Linked DNA regions of Homo sapiens: all the other regions are linked to region 2. The links are chromatin contacts, found by Hi-C in ENCODE. All regions are on one chromosome and are shown on one strand. Each heading gives the region's core, a stretch centred on a gene start or an enhancer-like site at or near the end of the contact. The rest is flanking DNA. Distances are from core to core; before and after follow the strand shown.

Region 1 (4,536 bases), core at 185-2,684, 1.1 Mb after region 2:
TGAAATCATTACGTTAAATGAAATAAGCCAGGCAGAGAAAGACAAACATCACATGTTCTCACTTATTTGTGGCATCTAAAAATCAAAACAATTGTATTCTAAGAGCAGAAGGATGACTACCTGAGGAAGGGTGGTAGGAGGGAAGGGGTGAGGTGGGGAGAGTTAATGGGTACAAAAAAATTAGAATGAATAAGACCTACTATTTGATAACACAACAGTTATTATAGTCAATGATAACAATTGTACGTTTTTAAATAACTTAAAGAATGTAACTGGATTGTTTGCAACTCAAAGGGTAAATGCTTGAGGGGATGAATACCCCATTCTCCATGGTGTGCTTATTTCACATTGCATGTCTGTATCAAAACATCTCATGTACCCCATAAATATACACATCCACTATGTACCTACAAAAATAAAATAAAATAAAATAAAAACTAATGAGCATAATTGGATTGTTGGTAACACAAAGGATAAATGCTTGAGGCGATGGATACCCCCATTTACCGTGATGTGATTATTAAACATTACATGCCTGTCTTAAAATATCTCATGTAACCCATAAACATATACATCTACTATGTACCCACAGAAATTAAAAATTAATTTAAAAAAAAAGAAAAGAAAGGGAAATGGGCTGCGACAGATGTGCCCTCTTGGAAAACTAAAACTTAGAGCTCTTTGTCCTTCTGGGGTAGCACGTGTATTCTACAGATCTTGTCCAGAGGGAGACATTTTTCTCATTTCTCCCCCCTCTAGATTATAAATCTCCCCGCAGGGCAATGGCAATTCTAATTCTGCCTTTTAGTTTCTATATTAAGGAAAATAGTTTAGAGTGGTTGGTCGGTCACATAGACAGCTGTAGAACTAGTTTCTCAAGTTTAAAATACCAATAACTCTGAAACCTGAGATCTGCAGCCCTGGGAGCCACCAAGGTGCACTCAGTGGCCTTCTAGGCTTCGGTTCCTGCTCCGCGCCCCGCAGAAACCGCGGCTGGCTGGCCAGGGGCTCTTCCAACTTCCAGCGGGAGCAGGTGCACAGGTCAGGCCCGCCCCGCCCCTAATGCCTTCTACCCCCATTACCCACCCCCGCCCCGCCCGCCAGTCCTCCATAGTCCGCTTTTTAGGGAACCTGCTGAGCAAACTAGCTGGGCCCCCGGACAGGGGAGAAAAGCACAGATACCCCCACTCCACTCCACCCCCAGCCCCTCCGCACCCCTCCAGCCCCTCCCCACACCCCACACCCTGGCTGGGGTGGGGTGGGAAGGGTGCTGCTCCCTTCTCGAACCTGGCACTCGAGTTACAGCCCGACGCGGATTCGGCTGGGCTAGACCCTGAAGCACGGGTAGAAACGCAACTCCGGAGTCCCAGGCTGGGGGCAAGGACCCTCTCTGACCTCTCAAGCTCCAGCGCTTCCGAAGCCCCCTTAGCGTTTCCCTGGAGGCGCCCAGGTCGAGTCCTTATATACTAGCGGGTTGGCGCCATCCCACGCACATCCCACGCAGGAGATGCAAGAGCCAATGGGCGGGTCTGCTAAGCCCGCGAACTCTGCCGCGTTAAATTGCCTAGAAGCTCCCACCCTTCTGACTGTTGCCACGTAGTTCTTAGTTTCCGGGAATTTGGGGATTTTTTCCTCCCCCTTCTTCCCACCCTTCCTCCGTCTCCTCGCTCCCTCCATCCATCTCTCCCTCCCTATCATCTATCTATTCATCTATCTGGATTACAGCAAAACAAAGAATAAAGATTATGAAGAAAGAGAAGAACTTCCCAGGCCCAAGCAGCTGTCGGCTCCTGCGCTCCCAACGGGGTGGCCGTTTCCTTCCTCGCACCCTCTTCTCTCCCGGTGCCTGCGGTCCCACCTTCCAGATACCCCTCGGAGAGTCCAGCTGAGCTCTCGCCAGAGCTTTCCCCTTCCAACCCGCTCGACTTGCCCAGATCCCAAGCTGGGCTTCTCTCTCCATCGCCCCAGAAAGTGGGTCTTGGAGACCGAGGCAAGAATTTGGGCCTCCGCTTCTGTTCCAGACCCCGGACCCCTTGCCAAAATGCGGCAGATGTGCAGATTGGGCCGCGCTTGGTTCCTGGCTGGGTTTATGGAGCCTGCGGCTGAGGCAGGCTCCGCAGACCCCGAGCCAGAGTGGGATTTAACGGCGGCCGGTGCGCTGTGCTTGGTCAACCCCGGTAACCGTCACGCTGCTAGTGATATGAAAAAAACCTGCCAGCGTTCTGCTTTTCTGCCCCGCTGCAGTCTTTAGCACCCGCCAGGATTCTGTCCGAGTGTTTGGATTTTGTAATCCTCCTGTCTTTGGCCAACTCCCCATCCTTGGCGGAGCGCTCGCCCTTGGCCGGGCTCCGTGCTGCCAGCCTTGCGGAACCCTAGGCCCGGGCGGCTCTGTCGGAGGCCCACTTCTCACTGATGCGGAGTGGCCCGAGGGTGGGAGCAGCGGTTAATGCCGCACTGATTAATACAGGCTCCAGTGAAAGCGAAAGTAAGAAAATAAAACGGATTTCATTATACATATACAATGTGTGTATGGATACATGTACATACATATTACACTTATGTGTATGTTACGCACGTTTGTTAAAATGAGGTCATAATGTTCATGCTGTTTCATAACCCACTTTCTTTCAATGACCACCTTTTCATTTCAGTAAATCTTCGTATTCTCATGTTGCAGCTTCTCCATTTTTCTTTAACATGTTTACAGAGAGTCTGTGCAAACCTGTACCAAATCCAGAACCATGCATCTATAACGTGCTAAAAGATTGTCAACCTAGAATCCTATAACAACCACAAAAAAGGCCTACCTAAATGGAGGCAAAGTAATGACTTCAGACAAAAAAAAAAAAAAAGGAAATCTGAAAATCTGAGGGAATTTGTCACCAGCCGATCTTTCTTATGAAAAAATATTAAAGGAAGTTCTTTAGCTGGAAGGAAAATGATACCTGAATGAAACTCAGATCTACAAAAAAGAATGAAGAGCACAGAAGATAGTAAATATGCAGATAAATATAAAAAATCTCTTTTTTACTGTTAAAATTATTCTTTTTTTACAATATAACAAAATGTATTTTCATTGGATATTAATTATGAACCCACAATGCATGTAAACTAAATACAATACTTCAAATCATTCTGCACAAAGAAATTACAGATCACATTTATTTAATAACAAAATGTCTAATTGTTTAATAAAATGTTTTTAGGAACTTACAATATAATTTTCAAAAACAAAGAATAAAAATATTAAATATATCACTTTATGGCAGAGGACAACATAAATTTATTTCTGCAACACAGCAGGCAAACTTTTGTGCTAGAAACAGTGGAGAAAAAATTTAAAGCAAAAAGTCAGGAAATGGATGTTCACAAATTTCTGGTTAACTGAGGCTCAATAGTTATTGTAAGAAACGGGCGTTTGAACATCAGATTTTAAAATAAAATATTTTAAATATTTTTATTTTATAATATTTTAAAGATTTTATTTATAAGATTTTAAAATTTTAAAATATTTTTATTTTATAAAAATAAAAACTTCCTCAAACACCAGAGTTTTTCACCTCAGCAAATGTCTTTTCCTTTGATAATTCATAATCCTGCTGTTCATTTGTCACATATATGAATATCTGGTAACTTCATAAACAACTACCAATGGCACACTTCAAATGCTGAGTCTGTTGAATTTTCTTATATCTTTTTCCCCAATGAACCTAGAGCCTATAACAGAGAAGATACTGAAACATGCTAAGATAATAATTGGTCTTAGAGAGACTTCACAGCAAGTATTTAATGAAAGCCACTACATTTCCAGCTCTAAAAAGAGCCAGACAGACACAATCCCTGCTTCCAGAGTTCACCGTTCAGACAGAATACAGCAGGGCAAGCACTGATTCTGAATCATTATGAGCTTTGATTTCATCTTTCAAGATTTACATAGATACTGATTTCTTCTGGAAGGGCACATAAAATCTTCCCTTACACACATCATTCTTTGGATTCTCATAAGGGGTATTTTGAAGTCTGTATGTTGACAAGGCCAGTAGATACTTAGTTTTCTCTAATTGCCTTCTACTACTTAAGACTATGTCAAGTATTTTGTTTTCCCTTTCAGTTCTCCCCAACCTCTACCTTCTGCAGTGTTGTCTATCCAGTTGGCTTTTCTGTAACACTTTGCTACACTTTTCTGTTCCCCTTCACTGTTTTCCTCCGTTGCTTTCCTCCTTAACAGAAGCCTGGTCATCTAGGTTTCCCCATCTTTCCTTTCCTGGCTTCTTATTCACATGAGTGACTAATCTTAGCACTTCCTTAAAAGTTGGATCTTCAATAAATATAACTTGTCAGCACTTTCAATCTGCATCTCCTTGAGCTTTTTTTTTTTTTTGATCATCAGATCTTCTGTGCAATAATATTCTCTTCCTGAATGCTATTTAGAAATATTATCCTCAAAACACCAATGGTTTCTTGAAGATACTTGTTTTAAAAGTTGTATCAAAAGAGATTGATAAAGGAATCTATAACTCAGCAAAGGATGCTTCT
Region 2 (4,637 bases), core at 1,262-3,761:
TTTCCAGAAGACTTTCTTTTCTGATTCATACCCTTCACCTTCCCTGTGTTTACTGTCTGATATATGCAAAGGCCAAGTCACTTTCCAGAGATGACAACTCCTTCCTGAAGTAGAGACATGCTTCCAACACTCAGAAGCCTATGTGAACACTCAGCCAGCAAAGCTGGGAAGTTTTTCTCTGTGACCATGGGCTAATTGGTCTCCTTCTCTGGATTGTGGCTTTATCAGATAAAAACAAGTGGTCATGCCACAGGATGTCTATAAGCCCATTGATTCTGGGATTCTATGAGTGATGCTGATATGACTAAGCCAGGAGAGACTTATTTAAAGATCTCAGCATCTTTCAGCTTGTTAACCTAGAGAAAACCCGAAGCATGACTGGATTATAAAGGGAAATTGAATGCGGTCCACCAAGTTCATGGTAAAGGATGCACTAACTGATTAGAGAGAGGTTTCCCCTGATATGAGGAAAACTTCTTGGAAGATGAGGTGAGATGGCCTAGGAAGAAATTCCTACACAAAGTTGCACAGTCTCTAGTCCTGGAAACATTTTATTCATTGGATAAGAATGGATTGAGGCATGAGCAGAGGACTGAGACAAACACAGAGAAGTTTCAACACTGGTTGGGGAGAAAAGGAGTAACTAGTGAGATTCAGGCAGAACAAGAATAAGGCTCCTCAAGAGGCACAAGCAAAGCAGGGCTCGAGTTGATTTGTTCTCTCTTCATCCTGCTTTTTGTAATTCCACCAGAGTCTGAAATGGCCACTCCATAGAGTCTCTGCTCTGGGATTCTCCAGGAAACCAATATCCATCATGAGACATCAAGTCTAGTCCCAGGAAGAAGAGATTCTGGAATGGAAACATCCTGGGTGGGAGTCTCAGCACATCTACTATTCTGTCTGAGTTACTGGACAAATAACTTCAGTTTTAACCTAACGAAAGCTGGGTTGGTTGGAGGACTGGGCAGGCAGCGCTGGAAAGTATGTCAGCACCATACCTGACTCCCTGAATGCACTCAACAATGCCATTACTGACCACTTACTAGAAATAAAACAGTCATTTGTTGAATACAACCCGTTTCTTTTTACAAGTGTAGTGAAAAGTGTTTTCTTTCAAGAAACCCCATGCATTTATAGACATTGCCTCAGTGACCCTTTATGAAAGAAGTCACTAGTCTTTGTATGCCCATTGGGCAAGGGCACCGCAAGGCTCAGAAGGAGGAGGCAGTGGGCTAGGAGAATCGAGAGATCAGAATTTTAAACTCAGCCCAGCCATTAACATGCCTCAAGTACTCCTATCATATTTGTAAGAGACAACAGTTCACTGAAATGAATTCTAAGGTCTTTGGGTTTTTATCAGTGTGCTTCTGTAGTTTCTGAGGAAATCTAAGGCACAACTGAGGAATGAAGTCAGGCTTTCCAATTCCCGAAATACTCCTCCACTGCTTACTCATGTCCCTTGGAAATTAAGAAGGAAGCCAGGAGAATAGCTGCCATAACCAGGGATGAACTTCTTGTCCACTGCTGCCTGCTATGCTAGCAACAGCCTCCTAACTCATAATGACTTAGCCATGAGGAATGTTTCTAGATTCTCCTTTAGCTGTCTGCCCATTTGGAAGATGCTGAGGACAGAGAGAGGACCCAAGCAGGCAACTAGTTGGAGGACTTGTACACGTTTCCTTCCAGCAGTATGTCAGAGAGGTGGCAGCCCACTGGGGACAGGGCTGCCTGGGTTCTGTGCTCGAGGGGACCTTGAGCAGGCTATTTAACCCTTCTGTGCCTCAGTTGCCTGATCTATAACATGAAAATTAGCAATCCCTACTAGATAAAGTTGGGGAATTTACAGAGTTAATATTTGTAAAGGTCTGAGAATATTCCTGGCAGAGTAAGCACTCTGTGAGTATGACACTGGCATTTCTTCTGCAGCACTACATGCTGTCTATGCCTTTGTCCAAGTCTGAAACCCTAGAACTCTTAGAATTCAGTTCAATGTTTACACAATCCTACAGTTCTGCTAGGCTTCTATGATGCTACTATTCTGCATTTGAATGAGCAAATGGATTTAATGCATTGTCAGGGAGCCGGCCAAAGCTTGAGAGCTCCTTCCTGGCTGGGAGGCCCCTTGGAATGTGGCCTGAAGGTAAGCTGGCAGCGAGCCTGACATGCTTTCATCTAGTTTCCTCGCTTCCTTCCTTTTCTGCAGTTTTCGCTTCAGAGAAAGCAGAATCCTTAAAAATAACCCTCTTAGTTCACATCTGTGGTCAGTCTGGGCTTAATGGCACCCCATCCTCCCCATTTGCTCATTTGGTCTCAGCAGTGAATGGAAAAAGTGTCTCGTCCTGACCCCCTGCTTCCCTTTCCTACTTCCTGGAAATCCACAGGATGCTGCATTTGCTCAGCAGATTTAACAGCCCACTTATCACTCATGGAAGATCCCTCCTCCTGCTTGACTCCGCCCTCTCTCCCTCTGCCCGCTTTCAATAAGAGGCAGAGACAGCAGCCAGAGGAACCGAGAGGCTGAGACTAACCCAGAAACATCCAATTCTCAAACTGAAGCTCGCACTCTCGCCTCCAGCATGAAAGTCTCTGCCGCCCTTCTGTGCCTGCTGCTCATAGCAGCCACCTTCATTCCCCAAGGGCTCGCTCAGCCAGGTAAGGCCCCCTCTTCTTCTCCTTGAACCACATTGTCTTCTCTCTGAGTTATCATGGACCATCCAAGCAGACGTGGTACCCACAGTCTTGCTTTAACGCTACTTTTCCAAGATAAGGTGACTCAGAAAAGGACAAGGGGTGAGCCCAACCACACAGCTGCTGCTCGGCAGAGCCTGAACTAGAATTCCAGCTGTGAACCCCAAATCCAGCTCCTTCCAGGATTCCAGCTCTGGGAACACACTCAGCGCAGTTACTCCCCCAGCTGCTTCCAGCAGAGTTTGGGGATCAGGGTAATCAAAGAGAGGGTGGGTGTGTAGGCTGTTTCCAGACACGCTGGAGACCCAGAATCTGGTCTGTGCTTCATTCACCTTAGCTTCCAGAGACGGTGACTCTGCAGAGGTAATGAGTATCAGGGAAACTCATGACCAGGCATAGCCTATTCAGAGTCTAAAAGGAGGCTCATAGTGGGGCTCCCCAGCTGATCTTCCCTGGTGCTGATCATCTGGATTATTGGTCCGTCTTAATGACACTTGTAGGCATTATCTAGCTTTAACAGCTCCTCCTTCTCTCTGTCCATTATCAATGTTATATACCCATTTTACAGCATAGGAAACTGAGTCATTGGGTCAAAGATCACATTCTAGCTCTGAGGTATAGGCAGAAGCACTGGGATTTAATGAGCTCTTTGTCTTCTCCTGCCTGCCTTTTGCTTTTTCCTCATGACTCTTTTCTGCTCTTAAGATCAGAATAATCCAGTTCATCCTAAAATGCTTTTTCTTTGTGGTTTATTTTCCAGATGCAATCAATGCCCCAGTCACCTGCTGTTATAACTTCACCAATAGGAAGATCTCAGTGCAGAGGCTCGCGAGCTATAGAAGAATCACCAGCAGCAAGTGTCCCAAAGAAGCTGTGATGTGAGTTCAGCACACCAACCTTCCCTGGCCTGAAGTTCTTCCTTGTGGAGCAAGGGACAAGCCTCATAAACCTAGAGTCAGAGAGTGCACTATTTAACTTAATGTACAAAGGTTCCCAATGGGAAAACTGAGGCACCAAGGGAAAAAGTGAACCCCAACATCACTCTCCACCTGGGTGCCTATTCAGAACACCCCAATTTCTTTAGCTTGAAGTCAGGATGGCTCCACCTGGACACCTATAGGAGCAGTTTGCCCTGGGTTCCCTCCTTCCACCTGCGTTCCTCCTCTAGCTCCCATGGCAGCCCTTTGGTGCAGAATGGGCTGCACTTCTAGACCAAAACTGCAAAGGAACTTCATCTAACTCTGTCCTCCCTCCCCACAGCTTCAAGACCATTGTGGCCAAGGAGATCTGTGCTGACCCCAAGCAGAAGTGGGTTCAGGATTCCATGGACCACCTGGACAAGCAAACCCAAACTCCGAAGACTTGAACACTCACTCCACAACCCAAGAATCTGCAGCTAACTTATTTTCCCCTAGCTTTCCCCAGACACCCTGTTTTATTTTATTATAATGAATTTTGTTTGTTGATGTGAAACATTATGCCTTAAGTAATGTTAATTCTTATTTAAGTTATTGATGTTTTAAGTTTATCTTTCATGGTACTAGTGTTTTTTAGATACAGAGACTTGGGGAAATTGCTTTTCCTCTTGAACCACAGTTCTACCCCTGGGATGTTTTGAGGGTCTTTGCAAGAATCATTAATACAAAGAATTTTTTTTAACATTCCAATGCATTGCTAAAATATTATTGTGGAAATGAATATTTTGTAACTATTACACCAAATAAATATATTTTTGTACAAAACCTGACTTCCAGTGTTTTCTTGAAGGAAATTACAAAGCTGAGAGTATGAGCTTGGTGGTGACAAAGGAACATGATTTCAGAGGGTGGGGCTTACATTTTGAAGGAATGGGAAAGTGGATTGGCCCCGGTCTTCTCCACTGGGTGGTCTCCTCTGAGTCTCCGTAGAAGAATCTTTATGGCAGGCCAGTTAGGCATTAAAGCACCACC
Region 3 (4,094 bases), core at 1,494-3,993, 1.2 Mb after region 2:
AGGACAGCACTGCTCTCATCCTTCCCGCCTTCTAGATAATAAACCAGCAGGGCATGAGGGTGCTTGGTTTTTCTTTTAGGATCTAGCAATGCAGTTCATCAGTGCCTGGTCGCATTTCACCTAAAGAACCTATTCCCCAACTCCCTGCATGTTCAGGACTCCAGGAGGATGGATAACCCTGGGAGGTCTGGACACCCACCAAGCCTGGCCTGACCATAGAGCACTCTGCCCTCCCTGCCTCTCTAGCTCTGCTTGAACACTGCAGATCCCTGGCTCACTGGCCCCACAGCTCTTTAAATTTTCTGGTAATGCTTTAAATTTTCTGGGCTGCTCCCCAGCCCATGCAGGAGCAAAAGTTCCACCCGACCTATAGCTTCCAAGTCCACCATTCTGAAGTCCTCAACAGCCTGCAGTTTATTAGAAGTTGCTACAGAGACAGGAAAGTGTTACCGGTGGAGGGTGTCCTGCTCACTGAAACATTCTGTTTGCAGGAGAAAAACAAAAACTTGGTCTGTTCTAGGATCTATGTGTTTCCTTAAAGTCTTAGAATGAGCAACTCCATTTTGGTTTGGTTTGGTCTGTTGGGGCCATGAGCTCAGTCCAAAACACTGGCCTTTCACAATTTTGTTTTTTAAAATTCCCCCTTTTTGTTCAGGTTCTCACTTAGGTGAGAATGTAACCAAAACGTAAGGCCTTAGCGCCGCTCTCAGTTACCATCATTTTGGGTTTCCAGTCTCAGCACACCATCCATAGGTTACAGTGTCCTCATGGTCGCATATTTGTTTCACTTCTCATCATTCCAGTTGAAGAGAGACCATTTGACATTCTAGAGATGGCTGCATGCAAACATCGAAAACCTTTGAGAGAATACAGTGCACCAGGGAGCCTATTATTATGATGACTATTGGGAGGATAATACCAAGAGTTTGGAGGATGCTCCTTGCCCAGGGTTCCCATAAACCAAACCAGTTAAAATTAAATAGATCAAATAATGAACTAAATAAAGAATCTACCAACTTAAGTAAACAATCTCCTCATTAATCCCCTACAACTGAATCTCTTAATCTTCATTTAATGTATTTCTCCATAGACTCTAAGTGCCAGCAGCTGCACAGATACTTCTCTGTTCAGCCAATTCTATCATAACTTTCACAAAAGAATTTAAAGTCTGTTGTGTAACTATGGCCTTTACAGTAGATGTTCTGAGAACATCTATCCTATGGGTTCTAGGTTGTGAAGGGGTTGATTGTTCTCAGTGAACCATAAAAAGCTTTCTTTACCTGGTGAAAATACACTGTAGCATAATCATGGGAAAAGCTTTTATACAACAAGAAAACATGCATTGAAAGTGACATTGAATAAAATCCCTTTGTAAATGTTTAAATGGCCCATCGGGTAGCCAAATGTACCTGAAGCTTTGATTGTCTTCCCAGGAATATGGATTTGAGAAACCAAACATTGGTTATAAACAACTTTAGCAATTTATAAGTCAGCGGTTTCCATGGCAGTTTGATTTTTAAAGGTCAAACTTCCTCGCACTTCAAAGAACGCTGAGGCCAAACAGCACCAAAGGAGAACATCACACTTTAACCCGACACAACCCTGCTTAGAACAGCAGCACAAGAGCCTGCATACATGCAACTCCATCCCACTTTACCATTCAACAGCAAACTCCAGATTCCAAACAATATTGAGGCCAAACACTACTGCAACCGGAAGAGAAAATTCTAAGGAGGGCTTAGTACTAGGCCTAAGAACCTCTACCAAAGGAACCCCCTTGGAGAGGCTGAGGTCCAAAGGATCCTCCAGAGCATCCCCCTTTAGGGTCCAATCTTAGAGCGTCAGACGTCTCTGACCTTAGGTGGTCACCAGTGCCACTTTACATGTTTTCCCTCCAGAGGGGATGGCCTACTGTGAGCTTTCCTTTTGTCTCTGGATGAAGGCCTTGACTTCTAGCATCCTTATAATTTGATAAGGCCATGCTTTCCCATGGTTCCCATTCCACTAGAGTGATAGTCATGAACTTTAATGATATGAAATGGAGGCTAGGTGGGTTTCTTTTAACCTTAGCCAGTAGAGTAGGGGAAGGGAAGAATTTAACATAAGGAAAGAAGGTTTAAGTCACCTGAAACACGTGTGAGTTCGCCCTGGAGAAGCTGCGTCACACATAGGGATCAGGGACCACAACCAGAAAAGACAGAAAAGAGCCCTTCCCGCTTCTGGGCAGGGCAACTATCCCCATTCACTCCTTGGCCTTCAAGGCAGCACTGGAGAGTAGCCCCCGGCCAGAAACCTGCAGTCGCCTCCGTGTCTAGGCGCTACCCACCAAGGATCCCACGTTGGAAAGGAAAAGAGAAAGAGAGAGATTTACCTGTATGGAGCAGAAAGGAAAAGGGAAAGGAGAAAAATAAATCCCAGACTTTGGGCTTACCTCCTGGTTGGCTTGCCAAAATATGTTACCAGTGAAGAGTGTCCAGGTTCTTGGCGTGTTGAACAAAGAACTGGACAAACACACAAACAAAGCAAGGAAAGAATGAAGCAACAAAAGCAGAGATTTATTGAAAACGAAAGTGCACTCCACAGGGTGGGAGCAGGCCCGAGGATAGCGGCTCAAGAGCCCGGTTTCAGAATTTTCTGGGGTTTAAGTACCCTCTAAAGTTTTCCCACTGGTTACTTGGTGTGCACACAATGTAAATGAAATAGGAGCCCGAGATCAGTCTGAATGGTTGCAGAAAGCGATCAATGGGAGGCTGAAGTGAAGTTACAAAGTTATGCCCTATGAAAACATCTGATTGGACGCAGAAAGCGAAGTTACAAAGTTACATTCCTATGCACATGAAGACTTGGCCCTGGAGACCAGTCTGATTGGTTGCGGGAGGGGACCAATCAGAGGTATTTTCAGTTTTTCATCTGCCATGTAGAAAAGGAGGGGCTACAAAGGAAGTTTGTGGAAAGTTGGGATTTTCCTCCAGACCCTTATTCTCCTGCTTCAGAAGGGAGAGAAAGCAGACCGGGATGGGGGTGCGGGGATCTTCCCGGGAGTGGTGGGGTTGTGTTACCAGTGCCCCACCTCCTCCCGAGCCAGCAGACTCCCCAGAAATGAAAAACTAAGGCTGGAAGGTTTAGCGATGGAGCAGGACCAACTTACCAGCTCGCGGTGCTCCCTAGAAGCTGGATTCTTCGCAGGTGCGAGCACACCCCAGATGCCAGCGTGGACCCTTGAGCAACTGGAAGTTAAAAACCCACGAAAACAGCTCTGAGTGATCTCTAGGGAGCTCTCGTTTCTTTTTCACCCATGTGTATTTTTTAAGACAAAAAGAAAAAAGGTAATTTAAAGAAAACAAAGAACAAAGGAACTTGGCGAGGCCCAGGCTACAGTCCGCGGGCTCACTCTCCACAGAGTAAAAAGAACGCGAATCCTTTTCTGTTTTCCGGCCCTCCCCATCCTGGGCTGCGGCTCCACACTTCCCCAGCGTGGCCTGCATTTCTATTGGGCAGCTGGCGCTCCGGAAGTGTCCGCACTCTTTATTATCGACTCTGCGCCTTTGGGCAATTGTCACTATTTTGGTTCATCAAAATTGAAGAAATACCAGGCATTCTTACCATGCCCCTAAAGGGGTGACTCAACCTTTCCAGCTGTACTCGCATTCCCAGAGCAGCACTGCTGCCCCCTTGCTTAAAAGCACGGTTGCCCCCAGGAACCAGGCCAGGGCAGCTGTGGATGGACAGGAGAGGACAAAGGTGCAAGGAGCGGATTGCTCCAGGACAGACAGATTCAAATACCTACCCCTGGCAGTGTAGGGAGCATCTTGGGGCCATTTGGGAGATTCCTTTATTGGGATGCTCCAAAGGCTAGTCTGGCCGGATACAGTCCTCCTGCCACTTTGCTTTCCTTTAGCCCCCTTATTATGATAATTATGGTAATACATGTTTTTCCTGCTAACTTGTCTAAGAATTGGTGTCTCAGTACATAGCTTTTGAAATGCACACAGGCCACGATGACTCATCACAGGGGAATGTGCAAGTCTGAGTTGCTCCTTCTCCGCAAGCTCCACCTACCCCACTCTGGACTGCATTAACTGCCTACTGCCTAT

Evidence for each region. A loop is a pair of places that touch in the nucleus more often than their neighbours do. Pooled maps may share reads with other maps.
Region 1: a loop to region 2 is called in a map of endothelial cell of umbilical vein, with 5 times the contacts of the local background. The contact joins the promoter of SLFN11 here to the promoter of CCL2 in region 2. A Hi-C loop is called at or near these places in 3 of 168 maps with a recorded cell type or tissue (IMR-90, cardiac septum and endothelial cell of umbilical vein) and 2 of 50 pooled maps.
Region 3: a loop to region 2 is called in a map of ascending aorta, with 14 times the contacts of the local background. The contact joins the promoter of SLFN12 here to the promoter of CCL2 in region 2. A Hi-C loop is called at or near these places in 2 of 168 maps with a recorded cell type or tissue (ascending aorta and endothelial cell of umbilical vein) and 7 of 50 pooled maps.

Annotation. Positions count from the first base shown.
Region 1 is chr17:35,372,187-35,376,722 of GRCh38, forward strand. SLFN11 (schlafen family member 11) reads right to left here and starts at 1,435. Exons shown (of 7, transcript NM_001376007.1): 1 at 1,288-1,435. LOC105371933 (a long non-coding RNA gene) reads left to right here and starts at 911. Exons shown (of 2, transcript NR_171638.1): 1 at 911-1,041; 2 at 1,726-2,669. It also overlaps the pseudogene UFM1P2. RefSeq lists enhancers at 1,403-1,452, 1,543-1,592, 2,263-2,362.
Region 2 is chr17:34,252,774-34,257,410 of GRCh38, forward strand. It overlaps CCL2 (C-C motif chemokine ligand 2), which reads left to right and starts at 2,512. Exons shown (of 3, transcript NM_002982.4): 1 at 2,512-2,652; 2 at 3,449-3,566; 3 at 3,949-4,430. The coding sequence starts at 2,577. The coding sequence ends at 4,054. RefSeq lists enhancers at 1-290, 1,234-2,208, 2,209-3,183.
Region 3 is chr17:35,429,757-35,433,850 of GRCh38, forward strand. It overlaps SLFN12 (schlafen family member 12), which reads right to left and starts at 2,744. Exons shown (of 4, transcript NM_018042.5): 1 at 2,432-2,744. RefSeq lists enhancers at 2,654-3,379, 2,748-3,947, 2,876-3,095, 3,916-4,094.